2 separate regions of the Homo sapiens genome follow, and region 2 is linked to region 1. Evidence: chromatin contacts called from ENCODE Hi-C or POLR2A ChIA-PET data. All regions are on one chromosome and are shown on one strand. The core of a region is the stretch at or near the end of the contact, and the rest is flanking DNA. Distances in the headings are between cores, read along the strand shown.

Evidence for each region. A loop is a pair of places that touch in the nucleus more often than their neighbours do. ChIA-PET counts read pairs that join two places held with the same protein, here RNA polymerase II (POLR2A). Pooled maps may share reads with other maps.
Region 2: a loop to region 1 is called in a map with no recorded cell type, with 4 times the contacts of the local background. The contact joins the enhancer-like site here to the promoter of SCAPER in region 1. A Hi-C loop is called at or near these places in 5 of 37 single-sample maps with no recorded cell type and 6 of 50 pooled maps. POLR2A ChIA-PET finds 5 or more read pairs at or near these places in 1 of 52 experiments (naive thymus-derived CD8-positive, alpha-beta T cell).

The regions. Positions count from the first base shown.
Region 1 is chr15:76,901,783-76,909,432 of GRCh38, forward strand. SCAPER (S-phase cyclin A associated protein in the ER) reads right to left here and starts at 3,558. Exons shown (of 32, transcript NM_020843.4): 1 at 3,517-3,558. RefSeq lists silencers at 3,134-3,213, 3,234-3,343, 3,354-3,663 and an enhancer at 3,404-3,904.
Region 2 is chr15:77,175,108-77,182,757 of GRCh38, forward strand. It overlaps PEAK1 (pseudopodium enriched atypical kinase 1), which reads right to left. Exons shown (of 10, transcript NM_001385026.1): 7 at 3,683-6,933. The coding sequence starts at 6,819. Among named protein-coding and RNA genes, the nearest start is that of LINC00597, 46 kb to the right of the region's middle. RefSeq lists enhancers at 4,748-4,887, 6,729-6,818. Within about 2 kb of position 4,749, at least 4 of the 41 ENCODE cell types and tissues checked have a DNase peak (open chromatin) inside an H3K27ac peak, as active enhancers do.

The sequences.
Region 1 (7,650 bases), core at 2,308-4,807:
GATCTCAGCTCACTGCAACCTCCACCTCCCGGATTCAAGCGATTCTCCTGCCTCAGCCTCCTGAGTAGCTGGGACTACAAGCATGAGCCACCACCTCCAGCTAATTTTTTGTATTTTTAGTAGACACAGGGTTTCACCGTGTTAGCCAGGATGGTCTCGATCTCCTGACCTTGTGATCTGCCCACCTCAGCCTCCCAAAGTGCTAGGATTACAGGCATGAGCCACCGTACCCAGCCTCTAATAATTTTTAAGACTAGCTCCATCATTGGACTCCAGATCTTTTCACTCTTTATATTTCACAAGACCCATAGCCAATCAGTGAAAGCCAAACATGTTTGTGAAAAAGGTTAGCTACAAATGCACCATGGAATACTATGCAGCCATAAAAAAGAACAAAATCATGCCCTCTGCAGCAACACGGATAGAGCTGGAGACCAATGTCCTAAGTGACTTAACATGAGAAAAGAAAACCAAATACTGTGTGTTCTCTCTTATAAGTGGGAATTAAACACAGAATATGTGATTGTAAAAGTCACAAACAACAGGCACTAGGGATCACTAGGCCAAGGGGAGCATGGGCTGAAAGACCACCTGTTGTGTACTATGCTTATGGCCTGTGTGATGGGATAATTGGGACCCCAAGCATCGGCATCAATTTACCCATGTAACAAATCTACACATGTACCCTCTACTATATAAGTTGAATTTTTTTTTAAAAAAAGGTTACCATCCAGCAGAAACTGCAAACAGAATTTTATTAATGATTTAATTTTTGCTATGCCAGCCATTTACAGTTTTCTCTTCTACAATTTCAGAAATGCCAATTCCACAATGGATATCAGATTGTACCCTTACAGAGAATTCTATTAAACTTCCCCCTAAATAATACCCCCACTTTCTAAGTGTTTAAATAACATTCACATGTGATTCCCAAAGAAGTTGTTTATCCTTTAAAACTAGTCTGGGCTGTGGTCAGGTATGAAAGTGAAAGAGGCCAGGTGCAGTGGCGCACGCCTGTAATCCCAGCACTTTGGGAGGCCGAGGTGGGTGGATCATCTGAGGTCAGGAGTTTGAGACCAGCATGGCCAACATGGTGAAACCCGGTCTCTACTAAAAATACAAAAAAAAATTAGCCAGGCATGGTGGTGAGTGCCTGTAGTTCCAGCTACTCAGGAAGCTGAGGCAGGAAAATCGCTTGAACTTGGGAGGTGGAGTTTGCAGTGAGCCAAGATTGCGCCACTGCACTCCAGCCTGGGTGACAGAGTGAGACTCGGTTTCAAAAAAAAAAAAAAGAAAGTGAAAGAAATGACAGAATCTCAAGTCCCTTCATCTTACTTATCTTTAAAACATTCCTGCAGCTAAATGAAGACATTAATGACCTTAATATCAATCTTTTAGGAGTTCTTAAAATACCTATGAAGCACCAATGGCAAACATTTTTAAAGTCTGTTTAGAATACTATATCCTTTGGACCAGTCACCAAAATTTATTTATAAACACATTTGTACAGTACTGCTGATTACACTTCCATGGTTATTTGACCTGAACAACCAAGTGATTAACCATAATGCTATGGTCTGCATGTTTGTGTTCTTCAAAATTCTTGTGGAAATCCTAGTTTCCAAGGTCATATCAGGAGGTGGGGCCTTTGGGAGATGACTGTATTATGAAAGCAGAACCTTAATGAATGGGATAAATTCCCTTATAAGAGGCCAGAGAGAGACCCCTTCACCCTTGCACCATGTAAGGAGACAGCTAGAGGGTGCCATCTATTAACCAGAAAGCAGGCTATCACCAAACACTGAATCATCAGACATCTTGATCTAGGACTTCCCAGCCTCCAAAACTGCAAGAAATGAATTTCTGTTGTTTATAAGCCACTCAGTCTGAGGTATTTTGCTATACCAGACCCAAATGGACCAAAGACACATAGAGTATATTTTTAATGCAGCTCAAGGGAGTGTGGAGAAAGAAGGAAAAGAGCATTTGTTGAGGGCTTACCATGGGCTAGGAACAGTTCTCAATACTTTACAGACACCTAATTTATTACTATCAACAAAATTATGAGGTGGATATTATTCCTACTTTACAGATAAGAAAGGCTCAGAAAAATTAATTTGCCAAAAACAAGGGTTGGGGCTGAGATTCAAACTCAAAACAGTCTGCCTTCAAAGCCATCAGATTACTTCTCCCACAGACAACCTTCCAAATCACATTAAAACTTGACTCTTTGATTGATTAAAAATATTAATTCTTTAGTGGATATCATTCTTCAAGTGGCATAAATCATCTGCAACCAACAAACTTTGAGGAAAAGTCATAGTTAACAGAAATAACAGAAGGGAAAGAGCACCAGTATAGGCCAGAGTGGGACAGTGGTCAGACTACCAACCTTAGGTCAGAAAACTTAACCCCAGATTTACCACTCACCAGCTGGTGATCTAAGGCAAGTAATAACCTTTTGAGCCCCCGTTTCTCCATTCATAAAATAAGTATTACTCCTAGCCCATCCATCCTTCTACCAGATTATTTATGAAGATGAAAAGTTAATGATGAAATTAATCCATAAACTAAGACAAACTATAATTCATATAAGGAATTAGTATCTGTTCGGTAAAATGACTATTAATGAATAGCTATTTTCATGGAAAATAACTTGTCACAACTAGAATAAGAGATGCAGTCCACCAGCAACAGGAAGCTGCTCACAAACAGGCGGCCTCATCTCAGCTGGGGCCCCCTTAACAGCAGCAGGTGTTGCTTACAGGACCAGTTTTGTGCCTGCTTTCTAACAATCCCGTTCCTCCCTGGTGCCGTTCCCACGAACGCGCCTGGAAAACGGTGTAGAGGAAAGGCGCCAAGGAAGTGCTGTTTTGGAAAAGAGCAGCAACAGAGGCAGGAGGCTGGGTCCCACTACTCCCAGGTGCGAGAGGCTCTTCGCCCCTCCAGGCCTCAGCGCACGCATCTGGAAGACGGAGAGGCCATTCCTGCCCCGTTTCCTGGGCAGAGCTAAGATCAGAGTACAGGGAAAGCATGGTAAACCCCGCTGGGAATGACAGATGACGAAGACGATCACCTGTCAAACGAAGGGAGGCTCCTCCAGGGGCCCCTCGCATTTAGACATTCCAGAAGCCTCGTCACCCGCGGCCGGGGCTGCCCCCAAGTGAGGTGACGCGGCAGCCCCCCACTCACCCCTCAGACCGCGTAGTGTGCGGGGTCTCACGTCCCTCACACCCCAGATGAGCCCGCAGGGCAGGGCCCGGACGCGGCTCACCCCAGCCCCCGTCCCGAGGCCTCCGAGGCCGACCTCCGAGCCCTCCCCAGGCGACCGCGGCTCCCCTCCCCCAGCAACGATCCCTGCCCCGCTCAACTCGCACTCCCAGGTGAGGGGAGGGGGTGAAAGGGCGTACCCCGCCGCCATTTTGTCCCCTGGTCCCCGCAAGGCATTCAGACGGCCCGCGCCCCAACCCGGACCCGCCCGGGTCTGCGCTACGCACGCCCCTCGCGGACACTCACCCCCGACCGCCCTGCTTAGTTCGGGGCGGCTCAAAGCGTCCCGCCGGGAAAGGGGCGTGACGGGGCGGGGCAGGGAGGCCTCGGAGAGGCGGGGTGGCTTCCCGGCGCACCACGTGATCTCAGCCGCTGCCGCGCCGCTCCCGGCTGCAAGATCTGTGTTGTCCGCGCGCAGGCGCACGCCCGTTCGCGCCGTTGGGGCGCCCAGGCGGGAGGTGTGAGGGTTGATTTGGTTCGATGTCCCGGCGCGGCGTTTCCGAAGCTGTTTCTTTTCCTAGGTTAAGCTTACACCGCCGCTTTTGGCCACACAGGTCTTTCTCGTACTCAATCTCTTCCCTCCTCCTGCCTTATCACCACAGTCAATCCACAGATTAAGGACTTAGAGACGCGCCTCACAGAAATCTGTGCTGGCGAAAGCACTTGACAGGAGCACGCTGGGCTGCGCTGAACACAACTAGGCCTCCGAGAAGCTTTATCAGGGCCCTTCTGTGTGCCAGGCTTGGAAGGTCGAAGTACAGAGACCTAACAAATACGTTTCATCTACTTCAAAGACAAACATATGATGAATTAAATACTTTAACGTTTAAATCAGTCTGAACAAAATAGAAAAAAGATTCAATGCAGACTGTAATTATCAAACGAATATTCACCGTCCCTTTTCATCCAGCTGGGAAACAGCTCTTTACCCTTCCCTCTCCCTCCCCACCCGCAGTAGGCGGGAAGTCCTGGACTCACAAGCGTTGTGGGGGCAGGAACCATATGGCTATGTTCTGGCTCCCCTTCTCTCTTGCCTTCTTAGAAAACTCGCTTTTTCATTTATTCAGCAAATGTTTATTGACCACATACTATATATCAGATGGTATTCTAGATGCTTGGAGTTAATACGTGAGCAAAATAAACAGAAATCTCTAAAAAACCTCCGGCTTCTTGGAGCAGGGTGAAACCAGGCAAGTGTTACATCAAGTTTAGCCAAAAGCTGTGTCCTTACATATTTTAAGTTCAGCCTGAAGGTTTCTCCGTAAATAGTAAACTATAACCTAAATGGAGGTGTAAATACACTGCAACCTACTCTTGCGCCAATCACCAAGTTTTGGCCAAAGACGGCCAACTGTTCAAACCGTGTTCAAATAAGGTAAACGTCTAGCTATAACCATTCTGGCTGTTTCCCTACCTCACTTTTCTTTCTCTGTCTATAAACCTTTTTCCACCATGTGGCTCTGCGGGAGTCTGTATGAACCTACTCTGGCTCAGGAGGCTGCCTGATTCGGGAATAATTCTTTGCTCAAACTCTGTTTAATTTGGCTAATATTTTGCTTTTAACACAAGAAATAGTAAACACAATAAATAAGTAAATTATATAACATGATAAGCACTACAGTTAACAAAATGAGTAGGATAAGGGGGATAGAGTAGGGAGCATACTACAATTCTATAAAAGGCGGTCAGGGCCTCATTTCTTAATTATCCCCACTTCCTTTCATACTCATAAGCATGTAAACAACCTGAAGTCTCTCCCATCTTGAAATCTCCCGCCGAACCTACCAGACTCCACTTCAACCTCTGCTTTCTTTCCTATAATACATTTCTCCAATTATCTAAACAAGAGTGCCTCCAATTCCTCAACCACTACTCAAGTCTGGACTTACTGCACTCTGGTTTCTGCCCCACCACCCCACTGAAACCATTCTTTCCAACATCACTAGGGGCCAGCCGCCGTGGCTCGCGCCTGTAATCCCAGCACTTTGGGAGGCTGAGGCAGGTGGATCACCTGAGGTCAGGAGTTCAAGACCACCCTGGCCAAAATGGCGAAACCCTGTCTTTACCAAAAATACAAAAAAAAAAAAAAAAAAAATAGCCGGGTGCGGTGGCGCACACCTATAGTCCCAGCTACTCGGGAGGCTGAGGCACGAGAATCCCTTGAACCTGGATAGCAGAGGTTTGCAGTGAGCTGAGATCATGCCACTGCACTCCAGCCTGGGTGACAGTGCGAGACTCCATCTCAATTAAAAAAAAAAAAAAAAAAAAAGTTGGGCTGGGCTGGTGGCTCCCGCCTGTAATCCCAGCACTTTGGGAGGCCGAGGCAGGCAGATCACGAGGTCAGGAGATCGAGATCGAGACCATCCTGACCAACATGGTGAAACCCCATCTCTACTAAAAATAACAAAAATTAGCTGGGCGTGGTGGCATGTGCCTGTAATCCCAGCTACTCAGGAGTCTGAGGCAGGAGAATCGCTGAACCAGGGAGACGGAGGTTGCAGTGAGCACAGATCATGCCACTGCACTCAAGCCTGGCGACAGAGCGAGACTCTGTCTCAAAAAAAAAAAAAAAGTCACTAGGGATTTCCCTACTATATATCTTATGGACATTATCATCATTACCTAACTTAATTTCTCTTCATGACCCTCCTTCCTTCTGGAAATACTTTTCCTTGCCTTTCATTTTTACTCTCTTGGTAGCACTTCTCCATCTCTAACCACTCCCTCTCCATCTCTTTTAAAGTCTCTCTTATTTCTCCCAGCCTTTAAATATTGTTATCCCACAGGAATAGGTATAAGCCTTCACTCTTTTCCCACTGGACACACTCTCTACATGACCACTGCCTTTTACATAACTTTGGTTAGCATCTTTATGCTCTGGATTTCCGAATATATATCCCCAGCCCTGATTCCTACTCCTGGGATCCAGGCCACATTGTTAACTACCTACTGGTCATCTCCACTTGAATTAATAAAAATAAATATGACAAAAATAAAAATGATTCATCTTTCTTATATACATATAAAACAGCTTTATTGAGATGTAACCTACATACAAATCAGTGGTTTTTAGGATATTCACACAATTGTACAATCATCACTGCATTTTCTTTACCCCGGAAAGGAACCCAGTACTCACTTCTCCATTTTCCCTCAATTCTCTCAGCCATAGGCAACCACTAATCTACTTTCTCTATGCATAGATTTGCCTACTCCGGACACCTTGTATAAAGGGAGTCATGAGATGTGGTATTTTGTAACTGGCTTCTTTCACTTTGCATATATTCGAGGTATGTTTCTGGGCGCGGTGGCTCACGCCTGTAATCCCAGCACTTTGGGAGGCCAAGGCAGGCGGATCACAAGGTCAGCAGATCGAGACCATCCTAGCTAACAAGGTGAAACCCCGTCTAGACTAAAAAATAGAACAAATTAGCTGGGCGTGGTCGTGGGCGCCTGTAGTCCCAGCTACTGGGGAGGCTGAGGCAGGAGAATGGTGTGAACCCAGAAGGTGGAGCTTGCAGTGAGCCAAGATCGCTCCACTGCACTCCAGCCTGGGTGACAGAGTGAAACTCCATCTCAAAAAAAAAAAAAAAGGTATGTCCACGTTGTAGCATGCATCAACGCTTCATTCCTTTTTAAGGCTGAATAATAGTCCATTGTATAGAATATATAATCACCTTTTATTTATCCATCAGTGGAAGGACATACAGACTATTTCCACTTTTTGACTATTATGAACAATGCTGCTATGCGCATTCATTTACAAGTTTTTGTGGGGATATATATTTTCATTTATTTTGGGTATATTCCTAGGAGTAGAATTGCTGGGCTACATAGTAACTGTATTTTTAAATTTTTCTGGATCTGCTAGATGATTTACCAAACCAGCTACACCATTTTATACTCCCACCAGCAGCATATAAGGGTTCCAGTTTCTCCACATCTTTTCCAGCACTTACCATTGTCTGTCTTTTTTATTACAACCATCTGAGTGGATGTGAAGTGGTATCTCATTGTAGTTTTGATCTGGACTTCCCTGATAGCATAGTTTCATGTGCTTATTGGCCATTTATGTATGGTATTAGATAAATGTCTATTGAAATCCTTTGCCAATTTTTTAATCAGGTTACCACTCATTTTCTTTTGCCACAAAATCTATTCCTATTAATGATATGCCAAACAGTCTGGTTCCCCTCCGTGATGTGCTGCTGCCTTGGCCCCACTGATGGCAGATAGGTAACTTGCTTCAGCCAATAAAATGTAAGCAGGAATGTCAGTTCCAAGCAGAATTTATAAGAGCTAGCTTGTGCGTTCATCATGTCTCTTTTCTGTCTGCCACAAGCAATTTGTTTTAGAGAGAAGCTATTCCATCAGCATAAG
Region 2 (7,650 bases), core at 3,499-5,998, 270 kb after region 1:
GGATTAAAGACTTAAACGTTAGATCTAAAACCATAAAAACCCTAGAAGAAAACCCAGGCATTACCATTCAGGACATAGGCATGGGCAAGGACTTCATGTCTAAAACACCAAAAGCAATGGCAAGAAAAGCCAAAATTGACAAATGGGATCTAATTAAACTAAAGAGCTTCTGCACAGCAAAAGAAACTACCATCAGAGTGAATAGACAACCCACAAAATGGGAGAAAATTTTCACAACCTATTCATCTGACAAAGGGCTAATATCCAGAATCTACAATGAACTCAAACAAATTTACAAGAAAAAAACAAACAACCCCATCAAAAAGTGGGCAAAGGATATGAACAGACACTTCTCAAAAGAAGACATTTATGCAGCCAAAAGACACATGAAAAAATGCTCATCATCACTGGCCATCAGAGAAATGCAAATCAAAACCACAATGAGATACCATCTCACACCAGTTAGAATGGTGATCATTAAAAAGTCAGGAAACAACAGGTGCTGGAGAGGATGTGGAGAAACAGGAACACTTTTACACTGTTGGTGGGACTGTAAACTAGTTCAACCATTGTGGAAGTCAGTGTGGTGATTCCTCAGGCATCTAGAACTAGAAATACCATTTAACCCAGCCATCCCATTACTGGGTATATACCCAAAGGATTATAAATCATGCTGCTATAAAGACACATGCACACGTATGTTTATTGCGGCATTATTCACAATAGCAAAGACTTGGAACCAACCCAAATGTCCAACAACGATAGACTGGATTAAGAAAATGTGGCACATATACACCACAGAATACTATGCAGCCATAAAAAATGATGAGTTCATGTCCTTTGTAGGGACATGGATGAAATTGGAAATCATCATTCTCAGTAAACTATCGCAAGGACAAAAAACCAAACACTGCATGTTCTACTCATAGATGGGAATTGAACAATGAGAACACATGGACACAGGAAGGGGAACATCACACTCTGTGGACTGTTGTGGGGTGGGGGGAGAGGGGAGGGATAGCATTAGGAGATATACCTAATGCTAAATGACGAGTTAATGGGTGCAGCACACCAGCATGGCACATGTATACATATGTAACTAACCTGCACATTGTGCACATGTACCCTAAAACTTAAAGTATAATAATAAGAAGAAAAAAAAAAGAAAAGAAAAAAAAAAAGAAAAATGCTAACAAATAAAGTTTTACATTTTTCAAAAAAAAAAGAAAAGTTTAATATCTCAATCACTGCTTTACTCAGACTATAGCATGTATCTTTATAATGGTGGTGAGACCAGCAGTTCTAAGTGTGACCCAAGGACCAGCAGCATCAGTATCACCCAGGAACTTATTAGAAGTGCAAATTATCAGGACCCACCCCAGACCTACTGAATAAAAAACTCCAGGGGTGGGGATCAGCAATCTGTGTCTTAACAGCTCTCTAGATGATTCTGGAACATGGTTAAATTTAAGAACCAATGGGCAAATGAACTGTGCTATTTGGATTCATGGATGTTAACTTCAAAAAACGGATACATTTTGGAAGACCTGACTGGCCTATGTATAACCTAATTGTGAAAATAAAAGCTGTATAGTAAGAGGTCTGCCAAGCCCAGGGCCTGGGCTGCCCTCAAGCCTATATACCGTGGCATGCAGCCAAAGGAGAGAGTCTCTTTCCACAGAAAGAAGCCGAACATTTCTTGACTATGCCTTCTAAGATGTGGATAGATACACTACAGTGGTACTTAATCAGGAATGACACCATGTAAGAACTGTCTACCATTCCCTCCTATGTAACTCCAACCATTTGCTGTTTAAGCTGCCTCTTTTCTAAATAAATCAGGCACCTGAAATACATGTTTTTTTTTGAGATGGAGTTTCACTCTTTTTGCCCAGGCTGGAGTGCAATGGTGTGATCTTGGCTCAGTGCAACCTCCACCTCCCGGTTCAAGTGATTCTCTTGCCTGAGCCTCCCAAGTAGCTAGGATTACAGGCACCTGCCACCACACCCAGCTCATTTTGTATTTTTAGTAGACATGGGGTTTCACCATGTTGGCAAGGCTGGTCTCGAACTCCTGATCTCAGGTGATCTGCCCGCCTTGGCCTCCCAAAGTGCTGGGATTTCAGGTGTGAGCCACCACACCCGGCCCTGAAATACATGTATTTTATTACTACTGGAGTACATTCTGTCATTGAATACCTTACCATGGAATATAACATTCAACTACCAATGACAAGACTGTTCTTTCTAGGACTACCATCCTAGTTGCTTTGTTACTACATGGATTTAAGGAAAACAGAGACTTGTTAGCATTTTGACAACAATTTGGAGGTATGTAAAAAGCTCATTTTAGTAAAGAATGTGTATAAAACTTCCTAGCATTTTGCTAGGAAAAGTAAAAGCATTAAGTGTTCACTTCATTTTTTATTATACTTTTATAAAGAAAAACGGGTAAATCTGCCCCATCCATCAGAATTTGCTATGTTTGTAAGAAAGAAGGGCAGGCCCTTCTTTCTTTACTTCTTACTTTAAGTAAGGAGGGAGAAGGACTCAGAATCAGATGAATGGAGTACTCAGGGCATATCTTTAAGAATAAAAAGGACAGGAAGCATAGGGAAATCATCCTATTAGTCACAAACTTGGGATAAAAGTTCCTTGTTTTTACTGGCAGTTAATTCATTTTGTTTACAATATAAATAAGAAAGAAAAACTTAGGCTTCCTAAACATATGTATTTATGTGAATGATTACAAGTGAGAATATAACAATTTTTATTGATCTTGTGTTTAAGAATGCAAAATTATAAGGAGGATACATGCTTTAGAATGAGAGATCGAGGTTTGAATTCCAGCTCTGAAAAGCACTAGCTTTGTGACTCTGTTCAATTCTTAACTTCCCGGGTTTTCAGTTTCCTCATCTGAAGAATATAGCAAATTTATAAGGATTTGAGATAAATATTTATTATATACCTTGCACAGAATAGGTGATCAATAAATAGTTATTAAGGTATTCAAGAAAATGAATGCCTAGAGAACTGATTTGGGTATGCAATCTGTCTAGCTGAACTGAATATTATACTACTGGGTCTCAGTCTCAATACTCAACTTCTCCTATTTCACCCACATGCTAAATAACTATAAATTGCTTGCTTACCACCCTCCATTTTTTTCCACAACACTTGGAAGGAGGACAGAAAGAGACAGCAATAAAAAAACAAATATTCCCTTAAAATAAGTAATGCATATAGAGATAACACCTTCATAAAAAACAAAAAGAATTGCTGGAAGAGCTTTATTTCATTTACAGTGAGGGAAAGAACAGTACCACCATTTATTCATTTGATCCTGTTTCTTCCTCACACTACCATCACATTCCAAAACAACACATTATTTATTGCTATTAAGGTGTTATGGATTTGCTTTTCTATGCTAAAGTTCCTCTGCATTCACCAGAATGCAGTAGGCTACTTAAGCCAAAGATCCAGGGCTATAAACCTTGTTCAGTGCAGTAAGATCACTTTAATACTATTCTAATCTTGGAATGCAGTTATAAAGATAGATGATGGCCACAGAGTGCTACTTACAAACAGAAATGGTTCTTATGCAATCTTAAAAGATATAAAAAACTTAGCACCTGAAAATGTGTTAAAAAATTCCCATATTCTTCCAGTCTATTTTACATACCTGAGAATCTTTTTAGGAATCTGTGATGGAGAAGAATGACTCCTCTTCTTCTCTGAGTCCTGTAGTAATGCATTCTCTGCTCTACCCTTCTCCATGACTGCTGCCTGGTCTGTCCTAGCCTTGCTCTGATCCACACTGAGCTGGCCTTGAGCAGGGTCGCACCTGTACATGAAGACAATGGCTGGTTTCTCACTGGACTCTCCTTTCGCCTCTGTGAACCAGTGATGGCGCTGAACTGGAGGAGGAGGCAGCATGTGAATGACTGTGCCATCCAGGCCCACCAGTTTCCCTTTCTCTCGCTCTTTCTCTTTGTCATCCTCCTCATCTGTTTTCCGACGGCGGAAGAAGCTTTTAAATGATATCCAGCGCTTAGGTTTTGCATCAGCTGCCCGCCTGCTGCCTTCAGAGTGCAAAACTGATTCAGCTTCTGTTGACCTGGTAGGGCTGGTTGGCTTGGTCCAGTTGGTGAAATGCCTCTGCAAAAGGTTACCTGCATGGTAAGGAGAAGAAGTAGAGCGTGGCGGGGGAAAGGGAGCTGGTGGCTCACTTTGGGGGCTAGTCACTAATTTGGAGGGAGAGGGGGTGACTGGCTTTATGGATGGGTCTTTCTGTACTTTGGTGGTAGGACTGTCTGTGGTCTGAGGTGCTTCAGCCTCACCACTAGGCTGAGATGTAAAGAGAGATTTGGGCCGGACTGGCGTACTCTTAGGTGTGCTCTTAGCAACATCAGCATCTGGAGGAATGGCATAAAGCTCTTCCACACTGCAAGCTTTAGGGCCAGATTGAGGTGTTTCTGGAGGAGACTGTGGGGGTTGGATTGAAGCCACAATCTGAGAAAGCACTGTGCTTGCTTTCTCTCTGGTGCTGCTGCTGCCCACCATCTGAGACTCCTGAGTGCCTTCTATTTTGGCCACAGGCTCTTGAGTGGCTCTCTGGATCTTTGCTGGGGAGCTGTGGCTGGAACTATAGCTTCTCTGTGGTGAAGACTGACCTCTGTTGAGACAGTTGTTAAACTCTTGAACCTTCTGAGCCACTGAGCCCCTTTTATGCTCTGTGCTGTTTGAAAACCCTTTAGTTTGAAGACAGTCAGTGGTTTTGCTAGTGGTGTTATCAGGCACTTTGCTTTCTGTTTCTATTTCTTCATAAGTATGGCTTATTACACTTGTGGTTTTTTCCTTCACTGAGAGTTCTCCACTTGTTCCCAGAAAACTTTTGTAGATAGCTAGATTGTCATATGCATTTGGATTGATAACAATGGGAACTTTGATAGCATTTTTGGAACTCCGAGCATAAGTTGGCTCGTCATGAATGATAATTGGAAAAGGTGGCATACCAGCATTGTTATAACTATTAAATTTAATTTCAGACAAATTAGGTGACTTAACAGGGATGGTTTTGGAGGAAATGTTTGTAGCTGTGGGTGATGTAGGTGCTGATTTGTGACAGTTTTTCCTTGGAGGAACATTTGGTCCAGTTCCACTAGTAATTAGTTCTACTTTAGGTATCTTTTGTCGTGGACTGGTGCTAGAAGTCCATACTTCTTGGTATCGAATTGCACTGGATTTTTGGAAATGGGCACTTATTTGTCCTGGTGTCAATGAAGATGATGTAACTGGAGAGTTTGGAGTAGAGGATGAGCTTTTTGTCTTGGGGCTGTTAACAGGGCCCTCGAGGTGCTCACTGGCCATGGCTGCTGACACATCCACGACAGTATATGGCTTGCACAATGGCTGTTCCAGGTTCACAACTCGGTAAGGTTTTGCTTGCTCTTCTGTGGGGACAAGGTTTATGGTTACTGCTTGCCCAGCAACATCTGTAGAGGCTTTACTTTCTTCCTTCTCAGTTTGTACAGCAATCTTGCCATCTTTCTCTTCTAATCGGAGAGCAAGGACTGCTTTGTGGGTCTCTGGAACTTTTATTGAGCTTTTGGAAGCCTGTGATGAATCTTTATCCTGATTATTACTAGAGGGACTTTCATAATTGGGCTCAATTTCCTTCATGTCCTTAGAATCTCCTGGGTTACCAGGAGATAATCCCCCATTACAAATCTTCTGGGATAAACTACTGGCTGTCTCAGAACGTGATTCTTCTGTTAAAGAAGAATCTGGTGATGTGGAGTCAGATGACACCATGCTCTGAATGCTTCCTTGTCCATAAGAGACCACAGAATTTTCCTCATAACCATTCAGGATTTCATCATAGCTGTCATCATAGTCCACAGCACAGATTCTCTGCAGAGACTTGTTTCGCAGGGGGATGGTATTCCATTTTTTGTCCACAAAGAATCGAACAGGAGACAATGTGTTTGCTCTGAAGTTGGCAAAGCGAGGTTGCCCTCTCATGCGAATCTCCATGGCCAACAGCTCTTCATCACTCTCATCCCAACTCTCGTGCTCCTCCTCCATGTTACTGAAAAGTACATCCTCTTCACTCTCCTCGCCACTGGAAAACTCTGGGTAACAGAACCGGCCCCCTTCATTACTAATCACTTCTGTGCTCCCACTCAGAATAACATGCTTGCCCTGAGTTTCCTTTATCCCACCTATCATGCAACTTGGTGGAAGCTTTCTTTCCAATGATCGTTTATAGCAATCATTTATTCTTCCCAAGAATGTTTCTCTGGAGTTTGTTTCATTTCCTCTTATCTGAGGGGCAGTATCCAAGCCTGCTATCTCCTTTAACACTTCAGTTAGTCCATTATTGTTATCTGACATCTTCTTTGCACTATCATTATTGCCATAAGGCTTAGGAACATGGCTAATTCCTTCATCATCTTCATTATTATTGTTAAGTGGTTTCTGACTCAAGGCAGCTCTGTTTCGGTTCCACCCTATGATGACAGGTTTGTTCTCACAGTGTTCTTGGATGCTAAGCTCACCACATATACTTTGCCCATCTGCCACTATCATAGTGGGCTTCACAGCTATAGTGGGTTTTTTAGCCACAGGAGGCCGGAAATTGCCCGTGTTCCTGATGCGGTGGTTGTTACTGTGATTGGCATTAGTTTTCACATTGCCATGGGTGATGGGTGCCTTCTCAGGGTCTGGGGGAAGCTGGTGCAAACTTTTAGGTTTAAAGCAATTCTTGCATTCACCAGGTTTCCAAACATGTTCAGTAAAGGTGTTACAAGCAGACATTTTTAAAAATAGAACTTCACAGACAATGCTTTTCTTTCAGTGCATGACAAAACTTTCATCTGTTAGTTTTCACTTCCCCTATGTGTTACAGCAGCTCTTCTAAGAATGATCAATCTGTGGAGGGGAAAAGAAGACAAAAAATCTGAATGAAAAAGGCACTATGAGACTTACCATTATTAGTGACTTGAAAAAACTGACTCCATTCCTAAACTTTTCCTTAAATTAAAAGACTGAGAGCTAAACTAATTTGTGTACTTTGTAATTTCCCTTTAGCCAATCAGCATTTGGAAAGTGAGCTTTTTAACTATAATTTTATGCACTCTTATCTATCCATACATAATCTTCAGCTTGATGTCTCTGTTGCAATGATTCTGTGACCTTCCCTCCCAGAAATGCCTTTGATACCACTCCTTCTGTTATCCACCAATTTCTCTAACACTTCCCAGCCCATTATAGATTCCTCTTCTTCCACCTACCCTTGAATGTTTTAGACATTTCGTAGACTCCTCAAACTCAATGCATTGAAAATGAAGCTTCGGGGCTGGGTGCAGTGGCTCATGCCTGTAATCTCAGCATGTTGGGAGGCAGGCCAAGGTGGGAAGATCCCTTGAGCCCAGGAGTTCAAGACCAGCCTGGCTAACATGATAAAATCCCATCTCTAAAAAAAATATAAAAATTAGCTGGGTGTGGTAGCACACACCTATAGTTCCAGATACTCAGGAAGCTGAGGCAGGAGGATTGTTTGAGCCTGGGAGGTGGAGGTTGCAGTGAGCAGATTGTGCCACAGTACTTCAGCCTGGGTGACAGAGTGAGACCTTGTCTCAAAAAAAA